Regions from separate parts of the Mus musculus genome. Here region 1 is linked to region 2. Evidence: chromatin loops called from intact Hi-C (ENCODE). Cell type or tissue: heart. All regions are shown on one strand. Each heading gives the region's core, and the rest is flanking DNA. Links, peaks and the distances in the headings are about the cores only. Region 1 holds the start of Plac1 (placental specific protein 1). Region 2 overlaps Gm35988 (a long non-coding RNA gene).

The links. A loop is a pair of places that touch in the nucleus more often than their neighbours do. Peaks named below come from ENCODE experiments on the same cell type or tissue, not always from the same donor. Only the 100,000 strongest peaks of a DNase experiment are listed, where the experiment ranks them.
Region 1: a loop joins it to region 2, with 2.3 times the contacts of the local background. A loop is called at or near these places in 4 of 42 quality-filtered maps.

What each region holds. Positions count from the first base shown.
Region 1 is chrX:53,114,090-53,122,424 of GRCm38, forward strand. It overlaps Plac1 (placental specific protein 1), which reads right to left and starts at 316. Exons shown (of 3, transcript NM_019538.5): 1 at 206-316. All of the region lies in intron 1 of Gm35988 (a long non-coding RNA gene), which reads left to right. In heart, for the core only: no CTCF peak of the experiment used is centred there; a DNase peak (open chromatin) is centred at 4,742.
Region 2 is chrX:53,162,137-53,170,471 of GRCm38, forward strand. It overlaps Gm35988 (a long non-coding RNA gene), which reads left to right. Exons shown (of 4, transcript XR_882310.2): 4 at 1,165-5,592. It also overlaps a transcript of Plac1 not described here. Among named protein-coding and RNA genes, the nearest start is that of Plac1, 52 kb to the left of the region's middle. In heart, for the core only: no CTCF peak of the experiment used is centred there; DNase peaks (open chromatin) are centred at 4,265 and 4,935; H3K27ac peaks cover 3,139 bases.

The sequences.
Region 1 (8,335 bases), core at 298-8,297, 48 kb before region 2:
TAGAGGCAGACTTAGCAAAGTAAAGAACACTTCAAAGCACATACTGCTGTGTAGCAAGGAACCAGACTAGTCCCCTCTCCCCATCTCCTTTCTTCCCCTCTCCTTTCTCTCTTCTCCTTCTCCCCAGGCTACTTTTTTTATTGCTCTATGTTGATTGTCCCCAAAACACGCCCCACCCCCATTGAAACAAGAAGTTGTTACTCACTTAAAAAAAGAAATCTTGGGCTGAGAATTCTGTTAGTTCTGTTCTCTCCGTGTGGAGCACGAGGGAAGGGGTAGCGAGAAGATGAGGCAGGTCCCTTAGCCTTCAATCTTCGATTCCTGAACTCTCCAGTTCTATATATGCCTTCCAGGAGTATGCTCGCCCTCTCCTTTTTCCCGCCCCCTTTCCCAACTCTCAAGCTGCAAAGCGAACCTGTGGCGCCCAAATGCACCAGGTGTCTCCAACCTCCTAATTGAGCAAGGCAGGCTCCCTCTTAGCCAAGAGTCTTGAAATATTTATTCAAATTTTGGACTCACTGGATTAATGCCTTAAGCTGGTGAGCAATCCCACTGGAGGTCAATGTGCCTGTCCTAAAGTTGTCCAATGTCTGTGTGGGATTCGGACCTGAACATTGATAACATCACTCCAGGTTGCGAATCCCCAGAGTGCACCCTGGAGAGAGAAGCCAGCTGACATTGTTTGCAGATCGCTCACCGTAATGATTCAAGGTGGGCTCAGAACTGCAACTGCCTTGAGATAAAGCAGACCAGCTCCAGTTCACCCCTGGGGGGGAAGGCCTCTGAGCAGGCAGGCGATTGTGCAAAGCCCCTTCAGTCAGGGGAGACATCGGCTCCTCTCTGCCTTGGTCTCTACCAGTTGGCAGATGGAGCCCTGTGCAAATGCTGGCCAGACCAAAATGGTGCCGAGTCAAGCCACGAGATTGTTTAGAAAGAAAGAAAGGAAACATCTGCAAATGTTGCCTTGGTGCAGCGCAGGGACAGCCTGCTGCTTTTCCTCACAGGCCCACAGTGGGCTAGCTCCTGACTGATCAGAAAGGTTCCCCTGAAACAAATGCATCTGAAAGATATTTTCCATCCCCCCACAGGAAATTCTTGTGTTTAGTCATCCTTACTACATGGGCTGAGTCAGCATGCTGGGCTTTAACCAGAGCTGCTTTCCAATGGTAAGTTAAAAAGACCAGTTAGTTAAGTGAGGAGTACTTTGGCTGAAACGCTTTGACAGCCGGAGCTCCCAAATCGGACGGATAAACTAGAGGAATTGCAATTTGGGCACTGCTCAATACCTTTCCAGTCCTTCTGGGTGGGCCTCAATTACTTTTTAGTATGTTTGTGCTACAGAGCATTCCAAAATGAGTAGAGACCGCGGTCTGTGTACCTTTAAGAGACCACTCTGGTGCTGCGGTATGATCTTTGGCTTAGTCTTTAAATCCTGGCTTTGTCAATAATTTGCTATAGGACGATAGGGCAATTGTCCCCTCTCTCCAGGTTTTAGATTCACATCTTTAAATCGGAGGCTAGGATAAGATCATTTCTAAAGGTTCTTCCTGCTCTGGTGGCCATCTGTGTGGGGCAGATGGCTAGCTACTCTTTCCCCTAGTTTACCTAGGAAACCGCTGCAGAACCGGTTTTGGGAATCTCCCTCAGCATTTTTCCCACCTGTGTTGAAACATCTTCCCTGGGTCTGACCATGGTCTTTTTTTCTTTCCAACTTCCCTAGACAGGGAGAACCCCCAGGGAACGTTCTTTTCTAGAAACTACTTCTGCAACTAAGAGTTTCAAGCCTGCATTCTGTTAAATCCTCTGCAAATGTGGGAGACAATTACTTATGGCTCAGGTTTCAATGGCCACACTTTCTCCCCTCATCTGAGAGAATTTTCTGTTCTTTTGGTCACTGGCAGTGACTCACAGACTTAATGTCAGCTCACAGGGAAAAGGAAACTCGCGTATTCCAGAAGCACACACACGCTGTCTGCGACCACAGAGTTGTCCAAGGCCACTGAGACTCTTAAAAGGGGCACAGAGCTGTGTAATGTAACCTTACAAATTCTGCTGTCCATCTCTGGACACAGGAGGCCAAGGGTCAAAATAAGAAGACACTGTTGGAACATTACTGGATGCACATCACACAATGTTGTAAGCTCATCACTCGCTCCTCTGATATTTAACCCCACTACTCTACTGTGCTATGACTACTTCCTATTTTACAGACTTGGAAACTGAGGGGTATAGGGTGGTAGATGAACTTCCTCTAGGTGAAACAGGTAGTAAACGGAGGAGCTGGAGTCACGGTCTAGAGCAGCTGACTCCTGGATGTGTGCTGTCACCTAACTCTGCCTCTGAGCAGGTCTGGTTTGAGTGAAGATGGTACTGACGAGGTTCTCTGCCCCACCTGCCTCTCTTGTCCAGATCTGGTGCCTACCTTTATTTCTATGGTATTCTAGACCCCTTCCACAGAGAAGAAAAAAAAAAAAGCCTTCCCCCTGCTGATCTGCAATGTGTTCACTTTATGGTCCAGGAATGAGTCGTGTTTTCCTATTAAAAGGGAAACACAGAAAAAGGACATTATATAAAATAGCTTTCCCTGGAGCTAAGAAACTATTGAAAACTTAGCTACATCCCTCTTTGATGGTAAGTCTATTAGATTAGTCAAACGTCAGAGTTTAGGGAGAATTGATAACTTGTGTAGCGCTTCTCAGGATGGATGAGGGAACTGAAGCTGAGACAGTGGTCCAGTTACCAGATACCGGATACCCCGGCCAATAATCTGCCTCCATCGTTTCTCTGTATTCCAAAGAAAGCAGGAAACGAAAATTTACAGCTAGCTCAAAGCAAGGAGAGGAAGAAGTTAATTTCTACTCTGCCTGTGGCAGTCTTTCAATTCTTAGACACTCATGAAGTAAAGGCCAGAAGACAATCATTTCAGCTGTGAGATGGCTTTAAGGGGTCCTTTTCTGGGGGAAGGGTGCCCTGGCCTCCAGTTGCTCCAATTGTTTGTTCTCTACATGGAGTCATCGCTACAGCTACTGTATCAGAGACTGTGGGTTGAGAGGGCCCTTGAAAGATGGGGAAAGGGAGGGAAATGATAGGGTTGGATACTTGGTAATTCCCTCACAAGTTAACCTTACTTACAAGGGAATCTGGGAGAAAGACTTCCCTGTATAAGAGCCGCACTTTCCAGTAGGCTGTTCCTGAGGTCATACATAAGAGAGAGGCAGAAACATACATGGGCTTTCAAATGTAGTGACAGAGCAAACCAACTTGTCTGTGCATCTGTGTACCATATGTATGCTGTGCCCTCAAAAGCCAGAGGAGCATATTGGATCCTCTGGAACTGGAGTTAGGCACCATATGGGTACTGGGAATTGAACTCAGGTCCTCTGGAAGAACAGTCAGTGCTCTTACTCTCTGAGTCATCTCTCCAGGCCTCTTAGGCTTGGGTTTGGTTTGGTTTGGTTTTCACAGCAGGACAGCTTACCTAATGGATCACACCCAACCACACAAATGATTGGGGAAAGCCACCTCCATTTAAAGGCAGGACAGAAAAAATTGGCCTGATGACTGTGATCGAAAGCTTACTTGATGAAAGCTGAGGAGAGCCGTCTTCCTTTTTAATTTTGAGCATGCAGATGTCATTGAAATACTTTCAAGCCAAAGGCTCATAAAATATTACTTTAAAATAAAATTGATAGCAGTATAATTTTTCACTAATCCCAATATAGAAGGCAATATGGAAAAGCTAAAAGACAGATCCGGGGCTTTGTTTAAGTTAAAGCCTTCCAAGAACTGGCCTGAAGGCACAGTAGCTTAATGGCTGTTTTCAAAGAAAACTAGCAGATCATTCACTCTCTAGTGTCAACCCGAATGTATTTTCCAGTCTCTTCCTTCTAAGTGCCAAACAAAAGTGCCAGAGTACAAAACTAAAAGGTACCCAATTGAAGAGCCTGCCTGATATGCCTGCTCAGTGAGCTGATACATGCAGAAAACCTTATTAAGTGCCATAGCACTCAGCCAAAATGATAGGAGGACTTGAATGTATCATTTAAACAGCCATGCTGTATTTTGGGGCTGAGTCTATCACTGCCTACCAACTTTCCCATGTTGAAAGAAAGTCAACCACATATCCTCTTAGAAGGAAATGAACTTCCTCTTTGCTTTATAGGATGGTTGAAGTCTGACTACCTTTCATAACCAGCCAGCCTTTTAATTCATCTGGGGTTGCAGCTAAGTTCCCAAACCATGGGAGCAGTCTAGTTTAGGAGACAAGACCAAGGTGAGAGAAAGATAGAGGTATTTGTGGGTGGGGGTATGATACACTGGATTGCCTTGGAAGAATTTTCTAGGTAGTCAGTACTTCTAAGCTCAAAAAAAAAAAAAATCTGCTTTTGTAGTGTTAGGGGATGACATTTCACTGCAAAAATAAATGATTTGCTCATTACCATTTCATGGTTGCTGGCAACCACCCTCCTCTGCTTTCTAACAATTTCCATTTTAGGCACTGACAAACCCTTCAAAGCGATTCAGCCAAATATCCACCCAAGGTTGCATATTTGGCAGTTTCACAGGGAGAAATCTGGGGCCTCTGGGTGAAAAAAAATTGCCAAGAGGGCTCCCTCCTTTGTTAATTGTTAACAAACAGATTGCCATGAACAGTCACAGGGGCTCCATGGGCAGCTACGTGGGAAAGAAAGGAAAAAACAAAAACAAAAACGGAAGTTGTTGGCAGCGGCTGCTTCCTTGGCTCCTGTTCTTGCTCTTGGTCTCCACTGTTGCCTGTATTTTTCCCGAAGTTGGGTGCTGCCTCAACTGATAACTTAAGCAATGCAGGGCCGGCTCTCAGCAGGCAAGCATCCCTCGCAAATACAATGCTATGAGTGGGAGTAGGAATCACAGAGGAACAAGAGTCTCTGAGGCTGTAGGCTTTCTGAGTTTGTTGGAAGCTAATCTTAGCCAACTGGCTGAAGCTACAAGCAGGCGTTCACCATGAATCCTCTCTGGGAAACAGCCAAGTTGACTTCTGGAACCGACTTGGGACCGTGGCCTCTGAGGAACCACAAAGCCCAGAACACTTTGGTTTGCCAGTAAAAAGGTAGAACCTCCTTCCTGCTTGACCTGTAGCTTCAACAGCCATGCTCCCAGACAGTTCACATCCATATTCTCCTTAGTCTTAGATGCTGGAATGAACAATCCCCTTCTTGTCATCCAAAATTCATCTATCCTGAGCCTCCAGCTCAGGCCCTACCTATTAATGTTCTTTCTGCAAGACCTATCCTTCCTTCCTTCCATCTATCTTTCCTTTCTTCCCTCCTTCCTTTCATTCATTCTTTCTTTCTCTTTCTCCTCCTTGTCCTTCCTTCTTCCTCCTCCTCCTCCTCCTCCTCCTCCTCCTCCTCTTCCTCTTCCTCTTCCTCTTCCTCTTCCTCTTCTTCTTCTTCTTCTTTCTCCTCCTCCTCCTCCTTTTTGTTTAACTCATAGGCCTCTCTGCCTTTAGTAATTAAAGCCAGCTGTCCACATCCATGGGTTCTGCATCTATGGCTTCAGACAACTGAAGATTGCAAGTGTTTTCTAAAAAGTTGCATCTGTGCTGAACATGTCCAGCCACCCCACCCCTGCTCCTCACTGCCTAAATAATATAATACAACAACTATTCATATGCAATTTACAGTGAATTAGGCATCATAAATAATCTGGAGATTATGTAAAGTACCCAGATGATGTGAAGGTTATATACAATAACTATAACATTTTATACAAGAGATTTCAACATGTAATCATGGGGGCATTGTGGAACCAATCCCCAGCAGATGACAGTGCGTATTTGTGTGATTGCTTTCCAGTCAGCTCTCCTATGAGGCTTACTGCACAGGAATGCTTTTTTTTTTATTCAATACTGTACGGCTTGTTCCTACCACAGTGCCTGTCACACAGGAGATTCTCCATAAATATTTGTTACGTGAGAGAGTAAGATGCTAGTACCATTCTTTGGAAATTTAAAGCCAGCCTATTGTTTCTACTTGTAGGTTCGGTCTCCAAAAGCTTTTTGTGTTTGACCCTTCTGTATCCCGTCTGGGATAGGCAGTTGATCCCAACTGTCTCCAACCTCAGTCACTCCTGGTCCTCCCTTCTCATTTGGTTCATGATGCCCATGATCTAGGCATCAGCACCAGAAAGCTTTACTGGGTAGAGGCCATCGCTGTTAAGGATATGCCAAGGAGTGGCTTTAACTGCAACATTCTGAGGTATCATCACTTGGAGGGCCACATTATTATATTTAATACTCAAATCTTCCCTTCTCTTTGGGGGCTATTATTTAAAAAGTTAGTTGGATTCCCTGCCTAAACAATATTGGCAGCCTTCTCAACAACAAAGAAAGCCAAGTTGCTGTTATAGCTGAAAATTGCCCTAATTTCAGTTTGTCAGCTTTCCTTCAGGAACCCCTCAAAAAGCTGTCTGCACTATTAAATGACAGCCATAGCCATCCAGCTGCTCAGAATGTCAGCAGAGGTCCTTTGCCCTAAAATGAAGTAATGAAGAGGGATGAGGTAGCAGATCGCCAGCAATTGAGAACGGCTCCCAAAGGGTTACCACACCTTCTGTTCTCTCTTCTTGTCATTAGTTTCAACGAAACTGGCATGTGGTGGGAAGGAAGATAGGAAGGGCCTCCTGCTTTTAGATTACGTTTCGGAATGGTGATAAACCCAGCTATTTCTACTATTCCTTCATATTACCAAAGAGGGTTTTCCCTATCCTCAATTAAAAAAAAATCCATTATGAAGCCCCCCCCACTAAAGTTTACTAGTATTTAAAACATTTTGAAGCTGAGTGATGCTAGCCCATACCTTTAGTCCCAGCAGAAGCAGGCAAATCTCTGTGAGTTCTAGGCCAGCCTGGCCAGAGTGACTTCCAGGACAGCCAGGACTACACAGAGACACCCTGTTTTCCTGTTTTGAAAAAAACCAAAAACAAAGACAGAAAGCTTCCTCCCTCTTTCTCTAGGACTGGGTCCTAGAAGCAGGTAGCCAAGGTTGGCCTCAAGCCCACTGTATAGAAGAGAATGACTTTGAAATTCTGACTTCCTGCTTCCAGCGTTTGAGTGCTAGCATGCATGATTTTATACAATCTGGACATTTAACCCAGGGCTTCCTGCATGGTAGGCAAGTACTCTACTAGTTAAGTTACATTTCCCATCCTTAAGTTAGGTTTCAGCCTAGATATGTCACTTCTGGGGCTTGGTCCTACATACGTATCACCTCACAACCCCAAGATGTGCATCTCAGGTGCTCACCAAAACAGTATTGGTAAAATGGTGCAACCCTAGAATGGGATTCTTAGCAGATACACAAAGTGCAAGATCTATTTGTGTTGTTTTGGGAAGTTCTCTGCATTGTAAATGATGAAGGCCAAGCCAGACATGGTAAGATATCATACCCTTTTTGCTGCCTGTCATTTCTTCTTTGCAGGTATTTCTCAGAATCTTTCCTTTTCATTCCTTTCATGGATTCAGCCTCCAAATGGGCTCCTTGGTTACAGGGCATCTATTTTCCCGTTCACCTTTCCTCCAACCAGAAAGAGCACTGTAAAATCTTACCTTCATCAAGTCTCGCTTCTTTTGGAGGAAGTGTGCTAACTAAGTTGCCACACCAATGGAGGCAGGCAGGCTAAGGGAGTGTGTTTAAGAATGAAAGGAAATCTGGATGTGTGGAGGAGCTTGATTGGTTACTATTTCTCTTAGGACAAATGACTCAATCTTCCTGAGCCTGTTTCCTCCTCCGAAAAGAAGGTGTTGTGCCTTTGTCACTACCATAGGAAGAAAAACTAAGGACGGAAGGATGAGATGGGAAAAACAAAAACAAAAACAATGTATAGAACTCACTCAGCACAGTGCCTGACACACAGAAAGAACTGAAGAAATGATAGCTGCTATTAACATTATTATTATTACTGTTGATAGTCTAGAAATCAATTTATTGGAAATTCTTTGTAACTTTATAATGCCCTTTGGAAGGAGAGTTTTGTATTTTTTACATGTTTACTGCATATTTAGTACCATCTATGAACACTAATCTTACCCCTTTTTGTCTGTTTCTTCCTAATTTGCATTACAAGACCTGTCCTTCTCTTTTGCATCCAAAATGTAGTTGAAGTGTCTACATCCCCTGGGGCCATGACCTTTAAGGAGTCTCTCTAAGCACTTTGATCATATGGCATCCTTTCCATGCCTTCTGTCTGCTCTAACTATTTTGCTTTAATCTGTCTTGTCTGGCCTTGTTAGACAGCTTCACAGCATCCTCAGCCCTTCCCAGACTTCATCAAGACTTCTCTGTGGGGCTGCCTG
Region 2 (8,335 bases), core at 91-8,090:
CTCTTAGCACTTGGGCCAGAAACAGGAGTCCTTTCCATCCTTCCCTGTTGTCTTGGGGCTCTGGCATCCAGACTCCCTTCCCTGTCATTATCACCTGAGGGCATTAGCGCATTTCAAAGTTTGCAAGCTCTGCCCCAGCTCAGGGCTGGCAGTTTCACATCTTTGTGTGAAGCCTGGGGTCTGTGTGCTTAGCAGTTCTCAGCAAGCATAATGACCACCCAGTCTCCTTATTTCTTAGAAATGGATTTAACCCTACAGAAAGACACTCCTACAACAGGCTGAGGTCTGAGTTTGCCAGACCTCCTGGTTTTGCCTACGATAGCCCAAAGTTAAAAGTTGTTTTGCCAAGTGCTTTCCATCCTGGTGAACTGAAAAGCAGCGAAACAGCATAGAATGACAAGAGTGTTTAAGGAAAATAAAAGGTAACAGAGATCAGTGTGACATGTAGCACTTTGGCCAGAAAAATCAATTATACAAACAGTATAGCAGAAAACTGGTTTAGCGATAGACAAGTAAAAGAAAAAGATGTGGGGGTAGGGATTAGGGAGGTCTCTGGTGTATGTCAATACATAATGTAGCCAGTGGAGCAGAAAGCAAAAGTGGTTTCAGAATAAAAGCGGTCTGCCCTGACTTCAGATAGTAAACAAAACTGGGTTGAGTCACTAGGTCGAATTTAGAGCATAACCAACGTATGAGTAAGAGTGATGTAGCTTGCAGTAGGAGTCATGGTTATGCCTTATCTGCCTTCTTATCAGACTATGAACCTGTTTGTTATATCCACTGCTATATCCTCCACATGTAATACAGTGCTTACCAAAGAGTATAGGCTCAATAAATGGAACAGAATTTCCTGAATACATGAAAAGAAAAGCTTACTCAGTTGGAACATTCAAACTTATGCAATCCTTTCCAATAGAGGCGATCCTACAATTGAAGGGGCACAAGGACAGGACGGACAGTCATGTGTTGAGGTGACTTCAGAGTGCAGGTTCAAGAATCACTGAAGATCTTGAGGACATATCCCTCCGACTTATACTATATGATCACTATGGAGAACAGAGGGGTAGACAGGGAGTGTCTAGGTTGCCCCAGGACCTTAACTGACAAGGTTTGCAGAGGCATCAGAGTCCCAAGTTCTCACTTATGCTTCCCTTCTATTTACAGGTCACATGGTGTCTTTGGAGCAGCTGCCGTGGCTGTACTAAAGCCAGTCAGTACTCAGTACTCTTGCTCAGTTATAGGTTGGTGCTACTTGCCAGACCAGCTACTTAACTAAATCCCTATACTCCCAACAATACAGCCTTCCTAAATGAAAACCTCAAGGGGAAAAGTCATGATTGTGAGGAAGGGAAGAAACTCATTCATAAGTTCTTCACTTGGGACAAACAAACAAACGATTCATGTTATAGCAGCAAACAGCCAAGGGGCTAGTTGCTGGTTGTGCTGAAGTAGCTGCTGTAGAGTGCTCTGTAACAAGCAACTGCCGGGAATGAGGATGGAGGCCAGACTTGAGACTTCAGAGACTGAAGCTGGTGTGCTGTTCCTCATTAGTAGATGTAGAACTGCTCTGCTTTGTCTCCCCATCCTCCCACCCCGTGCCCTGGAGTCTTATCATTTTGGAGGCTCCTTCAGCTATACTCTGGTTTTCCGAGGGCCACAGTGAGAGCCACAGTCTTTGTGTAAGCCTTGAAAGGGTCTCACCATGTCTGTCTGTTTAAGTTGAAACCACCTTTTTGGGGAATCCTCTCTGTGCTGACCACGGAAAAGGTGTGTGAGTGAGTCTCTGTGGGGCAACTTTTTTTTTTTTAAGAGAGAAAGAAAAAATAAGAGTAAGGGAAGGGAGAGATGAAGGAAGGGGGATGGTGGGAACGAAAAGGTCAGTACATTTTTGTGACTAGAGTGAGAAAGAAAATTATCCATCCTTCTGTGGCCACTTTTTTTTTTCCAGCTAAAAATTTTGTCGTATAGTTGGGTAGGGTAGCTCACCTCTATATTCCTAGCACTCAGGAGGCTGAGGAAGGAGAAGTGTCATGAGTTTGAGGGCAGCCTGGGCTACAGGGTGAGTTCCAGGCTAGCTGGGCTACAGAGTGAGACACTAGTTGAACACCAAAGGGGGCCAGTGAGATAGCTTAGTACATGAAAGCATTTGCCAGCAAGCCTGATGACCTAAATTTGATCTCTGGGATCCACGAGGTAGAAAGAAGGAACCAACCCTTACACATTATGCTCTGACCACCATAGTGTGTGCCATGGCACACACCCAAGTACTACCCTCACCCAATAAATAGAATCCAAACAAGCAACCAAACAACAAACAGAGCACAATAAGGTTCACTACCTTCATGTGAAGCATCATTGTAGGTCCCCAAATTAAACATTGCAAAGGGAGTTTAGTGGACCAACTGATCCCAAACAAGAGTGGCATAGAATGCAGAGCCCACCCTGGCTTCTAAATTCTCTCCTCTAAGGTAGCCTTCCTAGCAGAGGAAAGACATTCACTGATAGTGTCAAATTATTAGTCAGATTTTGGATGGTAGAGCTTGACACTATTTATCCAATTAAATTTGCATACACTACCTTTTGCTATGCATGTGTGGAGGGAAGAATATCTTAATTCCACAATGAGAACCCAGAGAGAATCAATCAAACAGACTTGGGTCCTGTGAACCAGTCACCCAATGTTCTTCATTTGTCTCTATTTCCCTATTAATGAGGAGAAAATGTCACTATAATCCAATGCAGGGTCTGGGAACATTGTCCATACAATCTCTAACTCTCCTAGAGATGAAAGGAAAATGATGAATAGGTGACTTCTATCCTTTACTTTTATGGAGCTACACATCTGTTGGGTATGATTTCAACTCCTCGTGGAATGAAACACAAGACATTTTTGCCTTAGACATCAAAATCTTGGTCCAATATCTGACTTGAGAGCCACTTACAATATAGACCTTTTGTGACGTTTCACAAATTTAATGGCCATGGGAAGACCCTAAAGTAACCCAAAGGGACAATATTCCCCCAGTGATTCTATCTTTGGGATAAAATGTATAAAATATTCTAAATATTCAAAAATCTATTTCTTAGCCTCAGGCTTCAGAGCCTCTTGGGAAATTTGAAACAGACCTAAGGGGCTACTATTTATCTTTGCCAAGCCTAGTAAACATAATCCATAATGTTATTCAAGAATGCAATGGAATAATATACATACAGGTAACATTACACAAATTGAACAGATTGTATGTATACACATACAATATATACATGTATATATGCATATAAACATAACACAAAGAAAAAAGGTCATGAATCCGAGAGAGAGAGAGAGAGTGAGAGAGGGTAGAGGATACATTGGAGGAATTTGAGAGCAGAAGAGAAGGGAAATGATCTAATTATAATTTTCAAAAATTTGTATTAAAAACGAATGCCATGGAAGGTTGGAAAGTGAGTGATGGTAGTGTGTGTCTCTCACAAACCCCAACAAGAAAACCACACAGGCAAAAAGGAAGGCCAAAGTGAGAAGGACCTCAAGACAAACCAGACTTGCTTCTTCCAGCACTCATCCCATAACCTCAATTGCATCCGCCGCGACCCACAAGCTTGTGTGGCCCACAGAAATGGGTAATTCAGAGCTACAAAAAAACATAAAAGTGGCCGCCTCTCAGCCAGCGACTGACTGGGTTCAACCCTTGCCTACTGCTTCTATTGGTTTTGCCTAGATGTGCCTAGGACAGACCCCACTGAATGCTTTGGTTATAGAAGGAACTATTTGGTTGCATTGGAGAAAAAACAGATGATGACTTCCTGCATTGGCTTCTCATACTCTTCTCTTTCTGTTTTTACTGCTAGAAACATGAACACGACAGAATTTCCAGCATAATAGAAAAAAAAAAGATCTGGGCAAAAACTCTGCTCCCAAGACCCACTGGACAGGGTTTTGTGTATATTTGAGGGGGATGCAGGGATCAGGTAAAGAATGTTTGTTGTCCTCGTTTTTTTAGCCCAGGAACTTCAGACAAACCCTAATAATGTCTTAGGCCTCCATCATCAACAACCTAGAATGTGGAGAACTGTAGTGGGGATGTGTCTGAGGCAGGGGTCCTCAGACCTCACCGAGGAACACAACAATCCATCCCTGAGAACCAGGATCAGCAGGCTTTGTCCTGAGCCCATGGGTAGCCCTATTGTTTCTGTTCACAGCTGAGCTGGCTCTGATTCAAGAAGGAGAAGGTAAGGAAATCCCATCTGCGCTGCCGCCTGGCCCCTTCCGCCTTTCCTGTGCTGGAATTCTAGACAAAGCAAGTCCAAGACAGAAGCTGGTGAAGTTCACTCGTCTCCCAATGGGGCCTCCTGAAACATCTTGTTTCTCTCTGACCAGGATACAAATAAAAGTGGCCTTTTCCGTCCTGCCCGTCTGTATCCTCAAAAGAGGGAAGTGCAGTAGGCAACTGATACAGAAGCTCTGAGTTTATGAGATTCCTTCTGGGGCTGGAGGAAGAGTGTAAATTCCCAGGTTGACAAGATCACCACATGGTGCTCGAGTGTGACGCTAGTCTGGCCTCCTCGCCATGCTTCAGCCAAAGGTACAACACAGACTAGGTTAACTCGGGAACAAAAGAGGCTTTCTTTGGCAGAGTGACCTTCCATAAGTCACTTAACCCTTCCCTGCTTCTTGCTGCCGTGTGACTGAAGCCATAAATTATTACTTGCGCACGTTCGGCTGCTCAATGGAAAGTAAAGAAAAAGGGGTGAATTTGTACCGTCACTCTACTGAGGAAACTTTGTCCATTCAAAGCCAGGTTACAGAGTGGCCTTTATTTTAATTAAAAAGCATCTGGAAATGGAAAAGCCTGTTTGGCTCAGGGCCTCCTCCTTGGAGAAGAACGGAGGCATGTCATCTGGCTGGGCCTTCTCCTGGCTGTCTCAGTGGGAGCTGGAGAGGGAGCTGCTGAGGCTTTAGCACATTTTTTGTGACAGGAACAGATAAGCCTCACCGAATGTCCTGCTCCCTTGGCTGCTGTTAGGAGCCTTCTCTAACACACCATCCTCAGCTAAACCCTGCAACAGCAGGCATCCTCCACAGTGGATCTGCTACCCTGGCTCTGAGGGAAGTGGGGGAGGCTAGCTTGAAGCTTATATCCTCCAAGATATGGTCGAGCAACCCAGTGCTGGGGTATGTTTCTGCATCCTCCTTTACCCAGTGCTGACAGCAAAAGTATTTCTAGATAGCCTCCTGTGCCTGGGTTTTTGTGTAGGCAGTAGGCTCCAAGCCCTGCTTTTCACAGAGCCCGGGATGACTGGCCAGAATGGAATGTTCCTCAGATGGGGAGACACAAAACCTGTCTCAACCCTGATTATGCCTTCAAAGAGGTCCTTTGTCTTGTCTGGGCTTTGGTGTCTATATTGGGAAAAATATAGCTGTGGGTCCTAAACAGAGCTGATAACAGAATCTACTGCACAGAAAAGTGGGTAAGAGGATGGATAGCCTAGGTATAAATTCTACACTCCACTACTTTCTATGTGGGTAACCTTAGGCCAAATGACTAAACCTCCGTGTCTGTTTCCTCACCAGTAAATCATGTTTATAACATTCAATTGTGTGTGTGTCTGTCTGTGTGTGCACGCATGCGTGCGCACATACACTAAGCCACAGCATGTACAACTTGCTGAAGTTGTTTCTCTCCTTTCACTATGTGGTCCTGGGGATTGAACTCAAGCTGCTAGACTTGGCAGCAGGCACCTTCCTTCATCTGCTAAGTCATCTCAACAGCCTGAAATAGGAATATTTAAATTCAAATACTTAATTAAAACAAAAACTGAAGGCAAAACAGGCAGGAACAGTTACTGCTACATATCACTACAAAGTGTGATTGTGATTTGGGGACCCTGCCCCAGGATATCTTGATTTCATAGATATGGAAGGAGCCTTCATAATGAGAAGCTTTAAACTGTTTCTTCTTTCTATAACCTCTTGAAAGTACCAAGAGGCTAGAACCATTAAGATGGATGATCATGTTTCTAGAGAGTTTTTTAATGTATATAAAAACACATACACATATGTGTGGACAGATGACCTAAGAATGATGGCAGTAGTTTGAGTAACAAAGACTTTTTACAAAAAGTCCTTTAAATGATTCTAATGCCTAGTTACTAGGTGGTCCTTCCTATATAGCTGGGAAAGATGTTTATTCACTCCACAAATATTAACCAAGAAACCATTGTGAGCCAGGCACTGTGCTGTTGGGGACACAAGAGTGAATAGTCAGATATGAGATATTGAAGAAGCAGCCATACACATATGGAGTTAGCTAAACAAATATCTAGTGTAATTCCAGTGAGGAATAAATGATCAGAAGAAAGGAAACGGAAAAAAGGTGTCTCTCAGGATCCTACCTCTGTGAGGGTAATCAAGGAAGCCTCTTGGAAGATACAACAGTAGCTTTGAAAATCCACATTATCACCTAGGATAAAGATACTGAGAGAATTGGCTCAGTAGTCAAGAGCACTTGTTGCTCTTGTAGAGTGCCTGGGTTCAATTCACAGCACCCATACAGGGGCTTACAACAGTCTAGAACTTTAGTCCCAAGAGATCTGATACCCGCTTCTGACACATGACATACATATAGGCAAAACACCCTCCTGTTCCACAGCTGCTCTCCCCACCTAGACACTCACCACAGCACTTCCTCCCACACACAGCAGCCAACATGAACTCTCATGATTCATACCAGATTATGTCACTGCCCTGTCAAATGTTTCCCCATCACACAGAGAATATAACACACCCCCTTCCATGGTCACAATTCTTCCTTGTGCCCTGTTTCTTAGTAACACTTCCAAACTCGTTCCCTTTGCCTCTTCTGACTTTGTATCTGTGACAAAATACCCGAGAGAAACAAGTTAATGGGAAAAAGGGTTGTTTCCTGCTTTGAGGTTTCAAGGCCAGCCTTTCAGAAAGCCATTCTAGTTTCCATGTTGCTTCTCAAATATGCCAGGGACAATCTTTTTCTAAAGTCATTGTTCTTGTGCTTCCCTCTGTCTTTAACATGTCTCCCCAACCTCTTCAGGTCTTGCTTTAGTGCTTCAGTACTCTAGGATATGGGATTGTTTTTACGTTGTGCCTTGAATGTGCTGTCAAAAGAAGCTTCCTTGGCAAGAGTGACTGGAGACAGTAGAATGAGTGAAGAACTTACCAAACAGGCAAGAAGACCTGACTTTTGATCCCCGGCATCTTTGTAACAAATTGGGTGTGGCAATGTGTGACTGTAACCCCAGCACAGGTGATATAGAGTCAAGAAGGTTCCTAAGGCTCGTTGGCCAACTAGTCTAGTTGAATCAGTGAGCTCTAGGTTCAGTGACAGATCCTGTCTCAAACAGAAAGGTGGAGAGTAGTTAAGAAAGACACCTCACAATGGCCTCTGGCTTCCATGTGTGGCTATGCATGAATGCACATACAAATGCAGACACAGACACACAGACACACAGACACACAGACACACAGACACACACACATACACACATACAGACACACACACACACACACACACACACACACACACACACACAGACACACACAGGCACAGAGCAGCTCCTAGAGTTTTCAATCTGATCTTTCCTGGTCTCACCACTTCCTCACTGATCTTATATGTTTTTGCTCTTTATTAACTGTCTCTTTATAATCTAATACAAGTTCTGTGAGCTCTATGCTTTGCACTGTTCTCCCCTGTGAAATCAGCACCCATAATGCCCTCAGCGTCTAGGTGGAAATGGTGGATTGGCTGATGTTCCTTGGAAAGATCTGTCCTCCTTTTCCCCTCCTGCCAGTTTTTGTCCTCTTTCCAAATAGTCCCCTTTCTACTTTCATAATTTAAAGGGAAATCTAAATTGCATATATGAAAACCATATGCAACATTTGGCTTTCTGAGTCTCAAGTATTTCACTTAACACAATCCCCATTGTCCTGCAAATCACATGATCTCATTCTCCTTTATAGCTCACTAACACTTTATTTTGTACATATATCACATTTTCTTTATCTATTATTTAAAAAAGAACACACCTGCCTTCATGCCTTAGTCATGTATGGGTAACCTTTTCAGGAAATTACTTGGCTCAGAGTTTGAAGAGTCATTGTGCACACACACACACACACACACACACACGGATCATTGACTGCAATTAAACTTTACCTTTGTTGTCTTAATTAAAACAAATATCCACGTGTCAAGTGTCTGTGCAGTGTCCTTTTAACTAGAGTCGGACAGACATGCTGTTGCTAACACATCTGAGAAGGTGCTGTACTTTTTCAAATGTCCTGGTGATTTCTCCCCTGCCT